Linked DNA regions of Homo sapiens: region 2 is linked to region 1. A link is a loop called in an ENCODE intact Hi-C map of the cell type or tissue named here. Cell type or tissue: left lung. All regions are shown on one strand.

What was found. A loop is a pair of places that touch in the nucleus more often than their neighbours do. Peaks named below come from ENCODE experiments on the same cell type or tissue, not always from the same donor. Only the 100,000 strongest peaks of a DNase experiment are listed, where the experiment ranks them.
Region 2: it touches region 1 in a loop (2.7-fold over the local background); 2 of 110 quality-filtered maps call a loop at or near these places.

Annotation. Positions count from the first base shown.
Region 1 is chr1:3,149,534-3,157,533 of GRCh38, forward strand. The region is part of intron 1 of PRDM16 (PR/SET domain 16); the gene reads left to right. Among named protein-coding and RNA genes, the nearest start is that of MIR4251, 26 kb to the left of the region's middle. RefSeq lists enhancers at 1-498, 4,166-4,667, 4,668-5,167. In left lung, no CTCF peak of the experiment used is centred here; DNase peaks (open chromatin) are centred at 3,858, 4,718, 5,068 and 6,068; H3K27me3 peaks cover 3,262 bases.
Region 2 is chr1:3,210,288-3,218,287 of GRCh38, forward strand. The region is part of intron 2 of PRDM16 (PR/SET domain 16); the gene reads left to right. LOC105378605 (a long non-coding RNA gene) reads right to left here and starts at 3,458. Exons shown (of 2, transcript XR_007065436.1): 1 at 3,292-3,458; 2 at 449-1,640. RefSeq lists an enhancer at 6,979-7,747. In left lung, no CTCF peak of the experiment used is centred here; no DNase peak of the experiment used is centred here; H3K27me3 peaks cover 2,394 bases.

The DNA.
Region 1 (8,000 bases):
TCCGCCTGGGCCTCTGCAGGGAGCCGTGGGTGCTCCCAGCTGACGGAGGCCAGGAATCCATGCTGTCTTCCTGGGTTTACCACTCAATGAGCCAGGCTGGCATTTGTGAAGCCTCAGGCAGCCCCTGGCCCACAGTTAGGGAATGCCCTTTTATGCAAGATGGTGCTGAATTTTATTTCATCAGGAAGGAGCACCGGCCAGTTCCCTTGTTAATTACCATTTCCTCCATCCATCCACCTTCACCGCTCAGGAGGGAGGGAGGCTCCTGGGCTGGCTGGGGACACAGCAATCCACCCGCCCTACTCATCCAAGCTTAAGGCCAGGGACACGGGTTTTCTGAGATGCGTGTACTCCTGCTGTTACTTTTGAAGCTGCCTAGTTCCTGTTGGGCCTGGACAAGGTTCAAGGAGGCAGGAGCCCCGGGGTTATCCAGGCTCTGCCACGATGGACCAAGAGGCCAGGACAAGTGGACACTGGCTGGGGCGTGTCCATCTCCTGTCATGGCTCCTGCCCTGAGGAGAGGACACGGGTCACCCTGGACACCAGGACAGGGCACAGACATCCCTCCTGAATCTGCTGGAATCCCCCCGAACGCACAGGCGAACTTTACAAGCCTCGCACTGCGTAGGGGGATGGCTTTGGGAGAGCCATGTAACCTTCCAGAACTTGTTTCCTTGTCTGTAAAAGGAAAGCTGTGGGTCTGACACTTGGCCCTTGGCTATCTAAAAATTGAGGTTTGGGGCCGGGCATAGTGGGTCACGCCTGTAATCCCAGCACTTTGGGAGGCTAAGTTGGGCAGGTGACTTGTGGTCAGGAGTTCGAGACCAGCCTGGCCAACATGGTAAAACCCCATCTCAAAAAAAAAAAAAAAAAAAATCAGCTGGGCGTGGTGGCCCGTGCCTGTAGTCCCAGCTAATTGGGAGGTAAGGTGGGAGAATCACTCGAACCCAGGAGGCGGAGATTGCAGTGAGCCGAAATTGCGCCACAGCGCTCCAGCCTGGGTGACAGAGCGAGACTCCATCTCAAAGATAAAGTAAAATAAAATAAAAAGATAAAATAAAAATGGAGGTTTTCAGTCTCTAGTCCAAACACAGACACAGTGCCACCCACTGCGGACTCCCCTTTCCCTGGCATCTCTGGTGCACACCTGCCCACCCTCCCAAGAATCTGGTCATTTAGACTCGAGCTTCAAACACACAGGGGAACTCAGAGTTTTTCCAGTCGCCAGTTGGCCGTTGGGGACGTTTGAGCTTCCTCCTTACTTTTTGGTCTCTGAAGCCCATGGGAGTGGGAGGGAAAGCACAGAGCTGCAAGAGCTATGGAGGCCGGGTGGGGGCGGGGGGGCTGGTCCTAGAGCTATGGAAACGGGGGGGCTGGTCCTAGAGCTATGGAAACGGGGGGGCTGGTCCTAGAGCTATGGAAACGGGGGGCTGGTCCTAGAGCTATGGAAACGGGGGGCTGGTCCTAGAGCTATGGAAATGGGGGGCTGGTCCTAGAGCTATGGAAGCCGGGGGCTGGTCCTCCAGCAGCCACCCTCGGGGAGGTGGCGGGACCCCTGGGCCTCCTGGTCCTGAGATATCTCTGTGCCTCCTGCGTAGCTTAGCTTCCCAGTTGCCTTTGTCTCTGGGTACAACAAATTGAGTCAGTGTCTGTCCCCTCGCTGGGCATGGGGGCAGGGCCCTGGGGCACACTCTGTACCCCCATCTGGTCTAGAGAAGGCTCGACCAAGGTCCAAAACTCCCCAGAGTCCAGACAGAAGTGGGGACGAGCAGGGTCCTTTTCGGGGGCTCTTCCTTGGGTTAGGGATTAGGGAACACCCTACACTCAGTTCCTCCTGGGAATAGACTCCGCTGCAAGGCGAGGGACAGGGAAAGTGGCTGTGGGGTCCACCTTGCCCAGCCAGGCCATGGGCCAACAGGCTCACTCTAGGTAGTTCCATGTGGGTACCCTTCCTCCTTTTACTAACAGGCTTCCCAGAGGGTGTGTTCTGATCAGACTTCCATCTGCCTGTGGATAAAGCAGAGGTGAGATTTACCTGATTCCTAGGCAGCACGTGTGAGCTGTGTCCAGCCAGGACCTGGGGCAGAGGCCAGCGTCGACACTGCTAGCCCCACCGCCGTTCTGGGAGGCCGCCCACAGCACTGGCTTCTGCCAGAGTGTCTGAGTGGCCGGGCGTGCATTAGACAAGAGCTCAGCTTCACGGCTGAGAATACACGGCTCACTGTATTCTCCACTCCCGGAGAAGAGAGCCCAACTGTGGGCCGGCAGGGTCAGCTTTCACCCTGGGACTGTGGGAAGTCATCACGGACGTTGTGTGTGGCCTGTGCCCCCTGTCTCTGGAGCACCTTCCAGCCAACTGTGGCTTTTAAATCTCAGAAATGGGAACATGCCTTTGGGCCGAGACATCCCACTCTTGGAGAGAACAGGGGTCTGGTGGGTGGGAGTCTGCTCTGTCCTCTGCGTGGTGCTTCCTGAAGCTGTGCTGGTCACCACTCGGCCCCGTGGCACATTGCTCAGAATGGCCTCATCCTCACTGAGGTTTGTACAGGATCCAAAACAAGACCAGACATAGGCTGAGCATGGACGTGGCTGGAGTCCCTGCTGTGGCTCTGGGGGCATCTTGCCATAGCTGCTGCTGTGATGGTGAAGGTGGGGAAGGCAGGAGTCTCTGAGAATTCCTGATTCAGAATCTGGGGCAATGCCAAGTTAGGCCCCATTTGGAACCTAGCTTTGAGGCAGTTTTTATTCATCCATCCATTTATCCCTCCTTTCATCCATCCATCCATCCATCCATCCATCCATTTATCTATGCATTCATCCATCCATCCATCCATCCATCCATCCATCCATTTATCCATCCATCCATCCATTTATCCATCCATCCATCCATCCATGGAGATATACTGGCTGTCTCAACCTGCCAAGCAGTGGCTACTCTCTGGCTCCTGAATCCTCTGAGCAGACTCTCTAAATTAGATCCCATCTCCCAAAGAAGAAATGAAGGCTTGGAGGGGTTCTGACCTCTTTTATAGAGATGGCACTGGTCTACGGTGCTGCCTCCTATGGCAGGGAGCATGTTGCTCAGGAAGTTACACTTCCCCATGAGGTCTCTAAGAGCAAGGGCCAGTGGCTCCTCAGGACAAGGCTATGTTGCCGTCCGTCGTCCATCTGGTTTCTGATGCGTGGCTGGGCCAGGTCCCCTGGGGAGGGCTGCATGGACTCAGCCATAGCGTGGGTCCTTGGCTTCAGAGATGCCTGAGGCCATGGCCTGAGCCCCAGGAGGTCCCCGTCCTCAGGCAGGAGGGGTTTTGTCCAGAGGCTTGGGCCCATCCTTGGTGCCTGCTTTCCTGCTGTGCCCTCTCTCCCCTCTACCAAGCCCAGACCAGAAGACAGGCTCTGAGGACGGCTCCCAGGAGAACAAACTAACAGGGGTCATTTCTAAAGGGCCCCTAGTCAGGGAGGTGCCCAGGAATCACCAGACCAGAGGAGTGAACCAGTCAGCCTGGGGCCGGGGCCAGCCAGGCCAGAGCCAGCTCCAGCTCCAGCGGTGCTCAGATCTGCTCCTCTTTTCTTCTGAGTGGGAACAGGGGTTGCCCCCACCTGGCCTCCCTGTTTGGTGCATGGTGACCCCTCCCCTGCCACCTGAGGGATCTGCAGCCCTCCTCACCCCTGTAGCTCCGTGTCCTCAGGCAATAGCTCTGGAGTGGTGAGCTCTGGGCCAGGCAGGGTCTGGGCCAGGCAGGTGAGGAACGTGGGCCTGGGGAGCTAAAGCAGGCCCCGGAGCCCTGGGCTGGGTGTGCACATGTGTGTGCTTGTGTGTGTCTACACATGTGTCTGAACCAGTGTTGAAGCCACATGGTTTGCACTGTGCTGGCAAAGTGGTCCATGTGCGGCTAGACAGGACGGGCGGGCGGTTCCCCAGGAAGAGAAGCTCCCCACAGCGCGGTCCCCAGGCTGGACCAGAGCGGGGCTCCCCTGGAAGCAATCCATCATGTGCTGCAGGAGAAACGGGGCAAGGACAATTGCCGGGTGTCTTTTGGAGGCTGGTCCTCAACGCTGGCAACAGTTTCTCTCGCTATGAGTTGGTCCCAGAGAGCCCCGATTCACCCTTCCGGAAAAGGCAGTCCTGTTTGGATCAAAAAATAATTAGCTGAGCTTTAAGTGGGGGTTTCAAGTACACATTTAATTTACACTGATTAACAGTCATATGCTAAGTAAACACCAGCTGAATATTAAACCCGCACCATTGAGAAGCGTGGAACGCAAAGTAATATAGAAAACGCAGTAAATACACAGTTTCTATAACCAGTAATTATATTAATAACATGCAGCACTTGTCTTACAAAATGCAAATTAATACGTGCATATCTACGTAGAGATCCAACTTTTGATTTCACATGTTACCAGGGAGGCTTCCTTTGCGAGCTCCACGTTAAAGAAAGCCACAGCTTCTGAAGCAATTAGGCTGACGCACGGAAAATACAGTAAAATCAGCCCAGGGACGGCGCTCCCCTTCCCGTGCACTCTCCCAATCTGCGGCCCTTTGTCTGTGAGTTTCTGATCTTAGAGCTGCCGGGTCCCACTGGGCCCTGCTGCTGTTTCCCATGTGCACCGCTGTGGCTGTCACCGGGACCTGCCACGGTCGTGCCTGTGACAAGTCGTTAGGATCTGCCATGGAGATCCACCACCGTATCCCTAAGTGGACGGACTGGCGCTGTCACCACGGGCTGGCGCACTCTCCCTGGGCGGCGTGGTGGGGGGGCAGGGGGACGCTTTTGAGGGAGCACTCCCATCCCCTCTGGGTGGGCAGTTACAGGAGGCGACGGAGCTGCCTGTCGCTGTGGCAGCTTTGCACATTCTATAGGAATAACTTGAAACTTCAAGGAGAAGGATGCCAGGTGGAGGCGTTGTCAGGACGGCCAAGGGCTTCCCAGGGGCTGCAGCATGGAGCTGTGGGCAGCACACTCCTCCCGCCTCCAGGAATGGCCTTCCTGCCTCATGCCCCAGACCTCCTGCCCCCATGGCCCTTCCCACTTTCCCTTGGCCCCCATGGCCCAAGCTGGGTTTCCTGGTGTTCTTAAGGTCCCTGCACGGGCACCATTCCAGCTTCACGCAGTCGGCCGGGCATCCTGCACTGGCGAGGAGACCTTGGTGCTGGTCGCGGTGGAGGAAGGCATGGAGCCCTGGTTGAGATGTGGGCTGACCGCTGCTGACCCCCAGGCCGTTCTCACTCCTCTACCAGGAACCCTGGGTCAGGGGGTAGTGGGTAGCAAGTATAAAAACTGCTAGAAAAATCCCTTTGCTTCATAAGGAGGGGGATCATCAGTCTAAGCAAATGAAAAAGAAACTCAAATTCTGTCTTAAAAAACAAAGCAAGACACCAAAGCAAGCCTTTGGTTCATGTGGGTGAATGGAGATTTTGTGTGAACCGACCCCGCCATCCCTGGTAGAAACAGACTGTTTCTTCCCAGACCCTGAAGCCTGCCTGTGGGCCCTGAGGCCTCACATCAAACTCCAGGGGGTGCTCCATGTGGGTACCAAGCTCTAGGGGCCAGCCTGGCATCCCCCCGACCTCTCAGGGGCTCTGGAGTCTTCCTTAGGGACCCCAGATTGGAGAGAGGCTGCCGTCCTGCGGACCTCTCCAGGAAGGGCCCCGGGAGAGGCATCTCTCCGGAGGCGTCCAGAGCTGGCTCAAACACCGGCCAAGGCAGGCGGTGGGACCCGGGGCCCATGGCTCCTTTCTTGGAGGGTTTTGAAAGAAAATAAAATAGGGGAAAGAAAATCCAGGCTGCAGGGCTTGGCCGCGGCTGCCGTGTGGCTTCGCCCGATTAGCATGGTCTCCGCGAGGACTTGGGTTCGGGTTTGCGGTGTTATTGCCCTGTTATCTGCGTGGTTGGTGGTATCGCTGTACACAGATTTGCACCGTGGTGTTCTCTGAGGGAGCAGAAAAGGGGCCCCTCCATTGTTCCCGAGGCACTTGCTCCTGCGACCAGCACCTTCCATCTGTTTTCCTTTTTCCTTCCTCCCGATACAGCAGCGTTGCCGCGTCTCACCCGGAGGAGGGAGGGCCGCAGGCTCCCAGCACGGCCGCCGGCCTCGCCTTCCCCGCTCCTGAAAAATGAGATCATTTCAAACAGCGCCGTTTTCCACTTTGCAAAATGTGCTTGCGTTTGGGGGAGCAAATGTTTCACCTTTTATTCAAATAAAATCTAGGTGGTTGCAAGGCTTCGGGGATTCAGTGAGAGACCAGCCTGGCCTCAGCTCAGGGACGCAGCTGATTTTGCTTTTCCTTTCCCTGACCCTCCAGAGCAGCAGGCACCCCTGCGTTACCCTTGTCTTCCTCTTCAGAGCTGCTCGGTGTAATGGATTTCTTTAAATTAATAATGCGTAGAAGGAGATTTACAACACATTGCTAAAATATTGTCTTTGCCTTTTATTCATGCATTTGTCACTGTGGTCTCTAATCGAGGTGCTCAGAGAAGGGATAAATAATGAAGAGAGAAAACAGCTCTGTCATAATCCAGGACCATTTGCAAATTCATCACCGATATTCTTGGGGAAGGAAAGACAGAGGAGATGACAAATATCCCACCTTGCTAATATATCTCGTTGATTTCCTCTCCCATTTATTTAGATAACCTACTTTGAGCCGTGATAGAATGAGGGTCCCGGGCTGCTCTGAGCAACAGATGGGGCTGTCTGCAGGGCTCCCGGGCAGCAGGACAGTTTCCACGCGTTTGATGGTGGCCACTTTGAGTGTTAATTGTGATCGGTTTGATTTTAGGTGACTTTGGGGGAAATGATTCTTGGAGGGAAATGGTCAAAGGTGATTTCTGCAGCAAATCCTCTCTCTGCCTGCGGAGGTAAAAGTAGCCATTGCTTCTATTTTTATGGCTGGATTTAAGTCAATGCCTATCCTTAAGAAGAAGGATGGACCCAAAGCCAAATATATACCCCCAAAAGAAGGACAAAATGGTTTTCTAGTTTGGAGGGGTTTTGTTTGCTGTCACCCCTCCTCCTGGTAGAGGCAGGAGCTATGCATTTGGAGGTTTCCCTCTCTCTCTCTAGATGATTTTTAACTGACAGGAACTGGGAAGGAGGGAAACAAATCTGCTTTGGGAATTTTTTCTCCAGACCAGAGAAGGTTGGACCCGTTCAGAGAAGCCTCCGTCCTTCAGCTCCAGGTCAGGCTCACTACCCAGCCCCTGCCCGGCTCAAGCAGTGGCCACAGCTCAAAGCCAGAGTCCCAGGGCCCACATGGGCTTTTGCTTTTAGCTCTTCGAGGGGGGAAGCAGAGGAAGTGGCTTCTGTCTGAGCCTCTGCACCAACCGTGTGGCCTGAGAGAAGCAGGTGGGGGCGTCAGCTCTGGGGCGGCCTCCAGCTGCCTCGGTGGGGACACGGGGTCTCCCAGCGTGTCAGGACGGAGGGTGCTGTAGGACTATGGAGTTAGCGTGTGGTGCAAGCTGTAAGCCAGTGAGTGTCTGGTTAGAGGCTGGGCTGGGGCTGAGCACGAGGGCCAAGAGGTGACCGCCGGCCAGAACCAGCCGTGGCTGCCCAGTCGCCCAGATGGTGGTCCCAGGGCAGGGAGTGTTAGCACCTGCCGGGCTCAGCCTGGGCGGCTCAGAGGGCGGGACCTGGAGAAGGAGGGCCGCTCGGCAACCGCTGAGCCGGCGCAAGAGCTCAGGCCCTCAGGGAGCGTGGCCAGATCCGGCAGATGAAATCCAGGACACCCAGTTCAATTTGAATTTCAGATACACAGCACACAAGTACGTCCCAAACACAGCCAGCATTTTGTTGTGTTTACCGCATTTATTCTATTGATTGACTGAATTTACAGCATTTGATCTGGGGACCTGCCCCCAGGCTCCCAGGCCTTTTGCGATCCCATTAAAAAAAAAAAAAAAAAAAACACCTTTGTGGGGGCTGGGGGTTGATTGTCTCTTGAAAACAGACATGGGCCAGATCCAGTTGTTTGGTAGGATAAGGTCTTTATGGGCAGA
Region 2 (8,000 bases), 61 kb after region 1:
GGCATCACTCCTGATCCAGCTCTGAGCATGGAGATGAGGACATGCTCCCTGGGATCCATGGGGAAACCAAGGCCCTGGAAGGCTTTCCCCCCTCAGATTCAGGAAGGAGCCGCACAGGCTCAGAAGCCAGGCTCCCAGCTGGAACCACAGCTGCAGACAGCCCTGCCCAGAGCCTGTGGGCATCATGGAAGTGTGTGCGTGCACGCGTGTGTCTGTGCACGCGTGTGACTTTCACGTCTGATTCCACTTACTCAAGCCACATGCAAAGGCTGATAAAATATTTCCCAGACATGCTCTAAATAGCAGGCACATGTTCTAAGTTGAGGGAATCAGAATTCAAGAGAATCTGTGGCTGAACTTATGTCATGGGTTCACAGGGCTGGAAGGGGCCACCCTTAGCCTCTAGATATGCATTAGTTTATTCATTCACAAGATATACATCCACTTGTTCATTCACTTATGAGATGTTTATTTCTTTATCCATTCATAGATATGCATTTGTTCATTCATTCGTTAGATATCGCTTTGTCCACGTATTCATGAGATATTTGTTTATTCACTCATTAGAGATATATCTGTTCATATATCTATTAGGTATTTATTCATTTATTTATTCGATATGTATTTGTTCATCCATTCATAGATATGCATTTGTTTGTCCATTCATTAGATATCGATTTGTCCACGCATTCATGAGATATTTGTCTATTCACTCATTAGGCATGTATTTGTTCATACATTTATTAGTTTAGATATTAGATATTGATTTGTTTATGCACACGTGTATACATTTGCTGATCAATTCACCCACTAGGCATCTATTTCTTGGTCATTTGTTCGATGCTGGTTGTCTCCTCCTTCATTAGACATCTGCTTGTCTGTCTCTGCACTCATGGACACTTGCTTGCCCACCCATTGTACACAGGTCTGTTGAGAGCCTGCGGTCAGCAGCCACCCTGCCCTTCTTCCCTAAGCTGTCTTGGTCACAGCGTAGCCAATGCCGATTTTCTTTTTCTAAGTAGACCGATTGAAAATAAGTGAAAGTCATTTCCGGGCAGCAGTGTCCACCTGAAAGTTGAGATATGCACAGTGTTGACCGAACATCTCTCGTGGTGTCTGGTCCAGCAGTGTGAAAAGCCGTGGGCTTGATCTAGCTGGAGATGCGGCCGTGGGTGGACTCCTAAGAAAAGACTCAAGGCAGAGTCTCTTGGGGCCCGTCGGGGGCTGCAGCAGATTCGTGTCTTGAAAACAGGTTGGGTCCAGCTCCCTCTGCTGTGAGGTCCCTGCCTCATTGCTGGGACTTTTGTCTCAAGGCCCCGGCCTCGTCCTTGGTCGTCCAGCCCACTGGCCGCAGCAGTGGGGGCCGGCGCTGGTGGTCAGTGCTCGCTCACCCTGCCCTGCACAGCCCCTAATGTTGGCACTTCACGGACAAGCCGGCCTGGGTCCTCAGAGGAGAATAAATGTGCACGGAACAGCACACGGTGGCCCATGGCCTTGCAGCACGAGCGTGTCCATGCGTGTGCACGTGTGCATGCGTGTGCGTGCGCGTGCATCCACGCCTGGCGGCCTGGGCCCGGCGTGAGTGTGTGGGTGGGAGCGGGTGTGTATCCGCGGCTGCTCCATTCTGCTGTAAAGGCTCGCTGCAGTGGGCAACATGGAGGAGACATGAAAGAGGGGACAATAAATAGCTTCCTACCTTGCCTGGATAATGGGCGAGTTCTCCGGGTGGATTAATCCTCGCGTCGTCTTTGGGCCGTCAGTTTGGGAGTGACAGTAACAAGGCTCCCGGGGACCCTGCTAATTTGCACTCCATTCACCGGCTCGTGAAACCGTCAGGGCTGCGGAAGGACTGCGCGGCGCGGGCCTCCATTCACTGGGAGCCTGATATACTGGGAAAGGGGCCAGTGCGCACAAAGCCCAAAAGAGCACATGGGTGAGGCTTTGTCCCTCCTCTCCCGTTCCCTTTTATGCGGCCTTGTGCTAGTTAAGCTCCTCATTTGTCCCCGCTGGGGCTCGGGGCTCTGGTCACCCTCAGGGGCTGCCTTTTCAGGTGATCTTGACACCCCTCTGGCCCTGGCCTGAGTGGGCGGTGGGGGCAGGGCTGCCTGAGCGGGGGCACCTTTGAATTCTGGGAGTCCAGGCCTGGAGCCGGCCGGACGCTGGCCTGCAGTAGGGACAGCAGAGGTGGCCAAGGCCCCTCTCTCCTCACAGCCTCCTGCCTCCGTCCCCATGTTCTGGGCGCCTCTCAGAGGTCCTGGCTGGACGCCTGCACCCCAGAGTCTTTGAAGGTGGAATGGAGGCCCCCGCTCATCCTCCCGGCCCCCTCGCTGAGGTCCTCCCGCTCATCCTCCCGGCCCCCTCGCTGCGGTCCTCCCGCTCATCCTCCCGGCCCCCTCGCTGCGGTCCTCTCTGCCACTGTGGATGGGCTTCACACAAACTGAGATGGGGAGGCCCCATCCTCTTGGTTCCCACCAGCACCTGCATTTCCGCCGCTACCTCGGCGTGGCTCTGCCTGCTCCCTCCCTGACCCCAGCTCTGCCCTCTCCCTCCAGCTCAGCCTCAGATTTTAAGTACCCACCTGGCGAGGGGCCCTCTTCCCTGCTCCTGGCACAGAGGCCCCGAGCCTTTCCTTTTTCATGTTGCTGGTGACCCCTCCCCAGGTACTCGTTTAAGAGCTCCCTGGCAGCAGAGCTGGACACAGGGAAGTCAGTGGGACCTTTGTGGCCACGAAACAGGTCTCACCCAGAAAGGAAAGCGGGGTCGGCTCGCCCGCCTGCCGCACGCTTCCCCGGGAGGCCGAGCTCAGGAAGACGCGGCAAATCCCATCCTATGTGCTTGCAGCAACTCCTCTGCCAAAAAAGGAAATGCCACCGCCAACAGCAACAGAAACACAGATTTGGAGATCCCCAAATTAGCCAATAAACACCACCCATTCCGTGGTGAGGGGGGAAATGGAGAAGAAACCACCTTCCCAAATCTTTATGAATTAAACATGGCATGTCCATCAAGTCATAGAGACAACCATTTCTGCTTAATTTGCTGACACAAATCACCCTAACTATTTTGCTGGGGAGAGGGGTGTGGGGGCGGGATGGCGGGTCCTGGGCGTCTCGGCTCCGCCATTGTCATTAATTATAAAATTGGGAGGACTGTAATTTTCCACTTAGGCTTGTCACCAATCGGGCAGTCACCCCAGCTGTGCGGGTGCCCCCCTGGGTTTGGTTGTGCCCGTGGGGGGTTGCTAGAGAGTCCTTTGTCGCCTCCCTGGGGGCACAGACACCTGGAACTCACTCTTTCTCCGAGGAACAGGAGCAAGTGCGGCATTCTGGAGGGAGGTGGCACTTGTTTCCATGAGATGCTCCAAGCTCCTCCTGTTCTTACCCAGCATTTCCCCAGGATTCCAGGAGACTCTGCCTGGCCCAGGAGGTTCTGCTCTCCCCAGGCAAGGAAGCGGGGTTTCCGGGACACCACGTCCACCCCAGGTCACCTACAAACAAGGTCAGCCAGGGCCGTAGACCAAGGACTCCCGAGGCCAAGCCGGTGCCTTCCCAGGAGGCCTTGCCACCCCCCATTAATCCTGCAATTCCAGATCATTATCAAGGTCACTGCCTGGTACATTAACTCAGAAGCACGCGGGTGACAGGGTGTGGCCAGTGCACCAAGCAGAACGGCCAGGCAAGCTGCGCCCAGACACATGTCGGAGTCTCGTGTGGCCACTGGGTCCGCCTCGGCTGGAATCTGCCATCCTTCTCCCACCACAGCCCCGCCCCTTGTCTGCAGGATGCAGGACTGCCCGGGAGGCTCTGCTTGGCCAGCAAAAAGTGTGTTTCCTTGTAAAAAGTTTACCAGAAAAGAGGAGAAAGTAGTTAATGGAGAAAATGGTTTTCCTTTTCAGACAGGCGTCTTTTCCTTCCATTCTCCTATTGGACACAAACCAGAAACTTCTAGATCTGAGGAGGGTCTGACACGCTGGGCAACTTCCAACCCTAACACTCTGTTTCTATGCAAAAATAATGCCTTTCTCAGTTCAAATGCTGCTAGGCGACCCAGGGCGATGGCGGCTTTTAAGAGCTGATGTCCACCCAATAGCACCGTCAGACTCGCAGGCCTCAGAACTCCAAGCCCTTGGTCAGGTGCGGTGGCTCACATCTGTCATCCCAGCACTTTGGGAGGCCAAGACGGGCAGATCACCTGAGGTTGGGAGTTCAAGACCAGCCTGGCCAATGTGGCAAAACCCTGTCTCTACTAAAAACACAAAAACTAGCTGGGTGTGGTTGTGCACACCTGTAATCCCAACTACTTGGGAGGCTGAGGCAGGAGAAATGCTTGAGCTCAGGAGGCAGAGGTTGCAGTGAGCCGAGATACATTACCACAATAGCATCTCGCAGGGGCAAGAATGGCTTCAGCTAAGTTAGTATCATCCTCAGAGACAGATTCTTCTTATTCTGAATAGTGTGTTGGGCCCCTGTTGGGTGCCTGGCCCTGTGCTAACATGTTCCACATCAGACGAGATACCAACACATGGGGAGATGGTTACAATGAGCTTGATCTTGACCGTTGGGGAGCTGTGGCCCCAGGATGCTTCTGTGGTGAATACAGACCTTTTGGCTGGGCAGGGCCTGAGACCCTGGTGTGATACCCTGGGCATCGTCCCCCAAACCTTCCTTTCAGGGCCACCGATCTTAGAGGTCAATGCCGCAGACCTGACAGTGGGGACCTGTGTGTGGGGATTGTGTGGTCAGCTGATCAAGGTATTTTTTCAGCCAATGGGACCGTATCCAAACATCATCAAAGACACCATCCCATCTGCTTCCCCATCGCTGCTGTTGGTCCTGATGTCAGTGTTGGGCTCCTGGATAGCCTGGGTTGAGGATTCTATCAGAACCAAAAGGACATCCCCAAGAAGTCCACTCCTACTGCTAAGGAATCTGTCATTCAATAAACAGGATCAGATGGCACAGAACAGAGCGGAACCCGACCTCTGTGTGGATGATCCACAGGTGCCACTGGGACCATGTCAGGAAGAAACAGCCATGTCGTGGAAGTGCAGCCAGGCCCTGGGGACAGGCAAGGCCCACGGGGTCCAGGAGAACAGGGCCTCCAGGAGGGTCATGGGTCCCGGGGACAGGCAAGGCCTATTGGGGTCCAGGAGAACAGAGCCTCCAGGAGGGTCATGGGTGGAGGCGGGAGAGAGTGGTTTGTGTGGGGTGGAAAAGAGTGGTGCAGGAAGGAAGGTGGGGGCCCTGCCTATAGAGCCAGCAACCTGGCTGCAGCCCCACCCTCCCTCCACCGAGCGGACCAACCCAGAACCCCACAGGGGCCCTGTCCTCCGGGGACCTGTCGAGTCAGTGCTCCTCTGCACGGTGGCTCCAGGCCACCCCTCCCTTGGCCCTTTCCCACTGGGCGTGGAGGGACGGCCGTGGCCTTCCCCTGCCAGCCCCTGCCCTCCTCCTCGGGTGCCCCCACGTCCTCTGGTTTCCCCTCAGCTCTCACAAATTCTGCCCGTGTCCGCACCCTCATTAATCAATGTCAAGGCGCGGCGTCGGCAACAAGGGGCGCATTCTTCCCCGGCTCCTCAGCCTCATACATCCCATTGTTCCCGGGGCCGATTCAGATGGCAAGAAAACAGCCTATGCAGCACATAAAAGAGATGAGGCAAAAATGAAAAGAATCAAGGGAGAAAAAAGAGGAGGCATTTTTCCCCCTGAAACACTCGAATAAATACTCGGCAATGATAATTTAAATTATTCATACATTTATGAAAACATCCATTGAAAACCCAAGTGTATGATGCTCTTTGTCTCTGTCTCTGTCTCTTGTTTGGGATTAATCTTTACTGTAATTCGGGCTGGCCGTGGCCCCCTGACAAAGGCCACACTCTCTTTCCATGGGAAAAATGTTTCCACATATCCCAGCAAGGAGCTGGGGAGAGATTTGTGCTGACGAGGCAGTGTCCAGGCCCCCGAGATGCTGAACCAGCCATGTTCAAGAAGCGTCCAACCCGCAGAAAGTACAGTGGGTTGTCACAGTGCTGTCACTCCAGTGACATCCATGCCACGGGGCTGGGAAGCCAGAGGGGCCTCCACAGAGAGGAGACCCACAGAGCATGCATGCTCCTGCAGGCCCCTGAGCCCACCAGGGAAGGAGAATCCAAGAGCCTTCCCCAATATGGCCTGCGTGGGGAGACACACCCAGACACATCCCCACCCAGGTCTGGTGGGTTGGTGGGTTTCAGATGCCCCCGGTGGCTGTCCCCCGCCGAACCAGGCCTAGTTGTCACATCACAGCTGGGCACACTCAATGACCTGCCATAGAAGGCTGAGGTGGGCATCCTAGCAGGCTGGAGCTGGGCATCCCAGAGTCTCCCCAAACCTGGGGCAGGAGTCAGGAGCCACACTGTCCGGAGGCTGTGGTTGGCCTCACGAAATCAGAGAGTCTAGGCCCATGCCTGAGACTGGAGATGCTGAAACCATTCTTGATATTGCAGAGGGCGGGGCTGTGGCTGTGGCCATCAGCATGGAACTGGAGGGGACAGGTTCCTGTAGCCAGTCATCCGTGACTGCCATAGAGTTCAGGTGCCCACTGTCCGCACCTCTGTCTTCCTCAGCCTCCCAGGCTCCTGGTCCCTCCCTGGGCCACCACTGTCTCTGACAGCCTGAAGCCACCCACTGGGATTGCGGCAGTTCCTCTGTGAATTAACTCGTAGCCTAGCACTGTTCCATGTCCAAATGTTGCAGGGCAGCAGGGGAAACGGCACCCTCTGTGTGGATAGAAGCACGCTTTCTGTGTGGTGTTTTCCTCCAGGGCTCCGTGACCAAAGCTCATTCCCAAACAGGATAAAAAGCCCCGGGTGGCCTTCTCCTCACACACCTTTCACCGTGAAACGGGCATTCGCCCGTGTGTGAGTTGATCGGCAGTGATTTCTCTTCCCTGGAAGTGACCCAGAATCCATTCCTGGGCGGCTGGCGTCCAGCTCCTTAGCCTGGGTTAGCGCTGGGGATGGGGCGGCCACAGCAGTGGGCGCACGGCAGCTTGCAGGCTGTCAGTTCAGAAGACGCTGCAGCAGCTGCTGGGCTGCCCCCCAGCTCTTCTCGGCTTATTTGGTCTGGAATGGGAGCAGGGATCTCATGGGAACAGCCCTCCTGGTTGGATTTATGGCTTCTCTGGTTTGGGCCAGGTCAGAACTCAAGAGGAAAACCGCTCCTTTCTGCTCCTTATTCCAGATGAAAGTGGATCTCAAGAGTGCCTGGGAGCATAAACTGGCCTCTGTCGAGCTTGGCAGCCATGCTGAGTGCGCTGGCCTAAGTCTACGGCGAGGGTGAGGGGTTCTCCCAGCCACTGTGGCTGAGTGCACGCTGTCCAGAAGCAGCGTTTTCACTCACGGCCCTGCTCTTCCTGGGGCCAGGTCCCCGTGCCGTGCATCCCGGTAGATCTTTTTTTTCAACACGGGAGAGCTCTTGAGAAACTCAGCCCAGTTTTCCTTGAGGCCCTGCGAGTTTCATTTTGGGCTGGCTGGGACGCGCGCTCTTCCCCCTAGAAGTATTCGGGATGCCGCCTGCATGCTACCTCGCTCACTCCCAACTCTGCTCCCCACACGAGGTTTTGGGGTGCCCCCTTGGACTGCTGCCACCGGCCTCTTCCCCCTCTTGCCGGCCCTCCCTCCTCTGTCACCGATGTTGGGGTCTGGGAAGGTAGCCAAATGCAGGAGGACACCGGAGCAATAAATCACCCCTCATCCAACATCTGCAGGCCCTGGGGCGAGCCCCTCGCTGCCGCCCCCATCCCATCCCTCGCCACAAAACACTATTGTCGTGGCCAAGTGAAGAAGAGTCGCCTGCACTTACAAAGGGCCTCTGCAGCCTGGCGTGACGGCCAGAGGAGGTGCCTGGCTCTCGGCAGGGAGCCGCAGGGCTCTTTCTTCCTCTCTGGTTCGTACTTCTCCTCTCTCATGGGGGTCCCCCAAAGCCTTTCATTCCGGCTTCATATTCACATAAAGACAT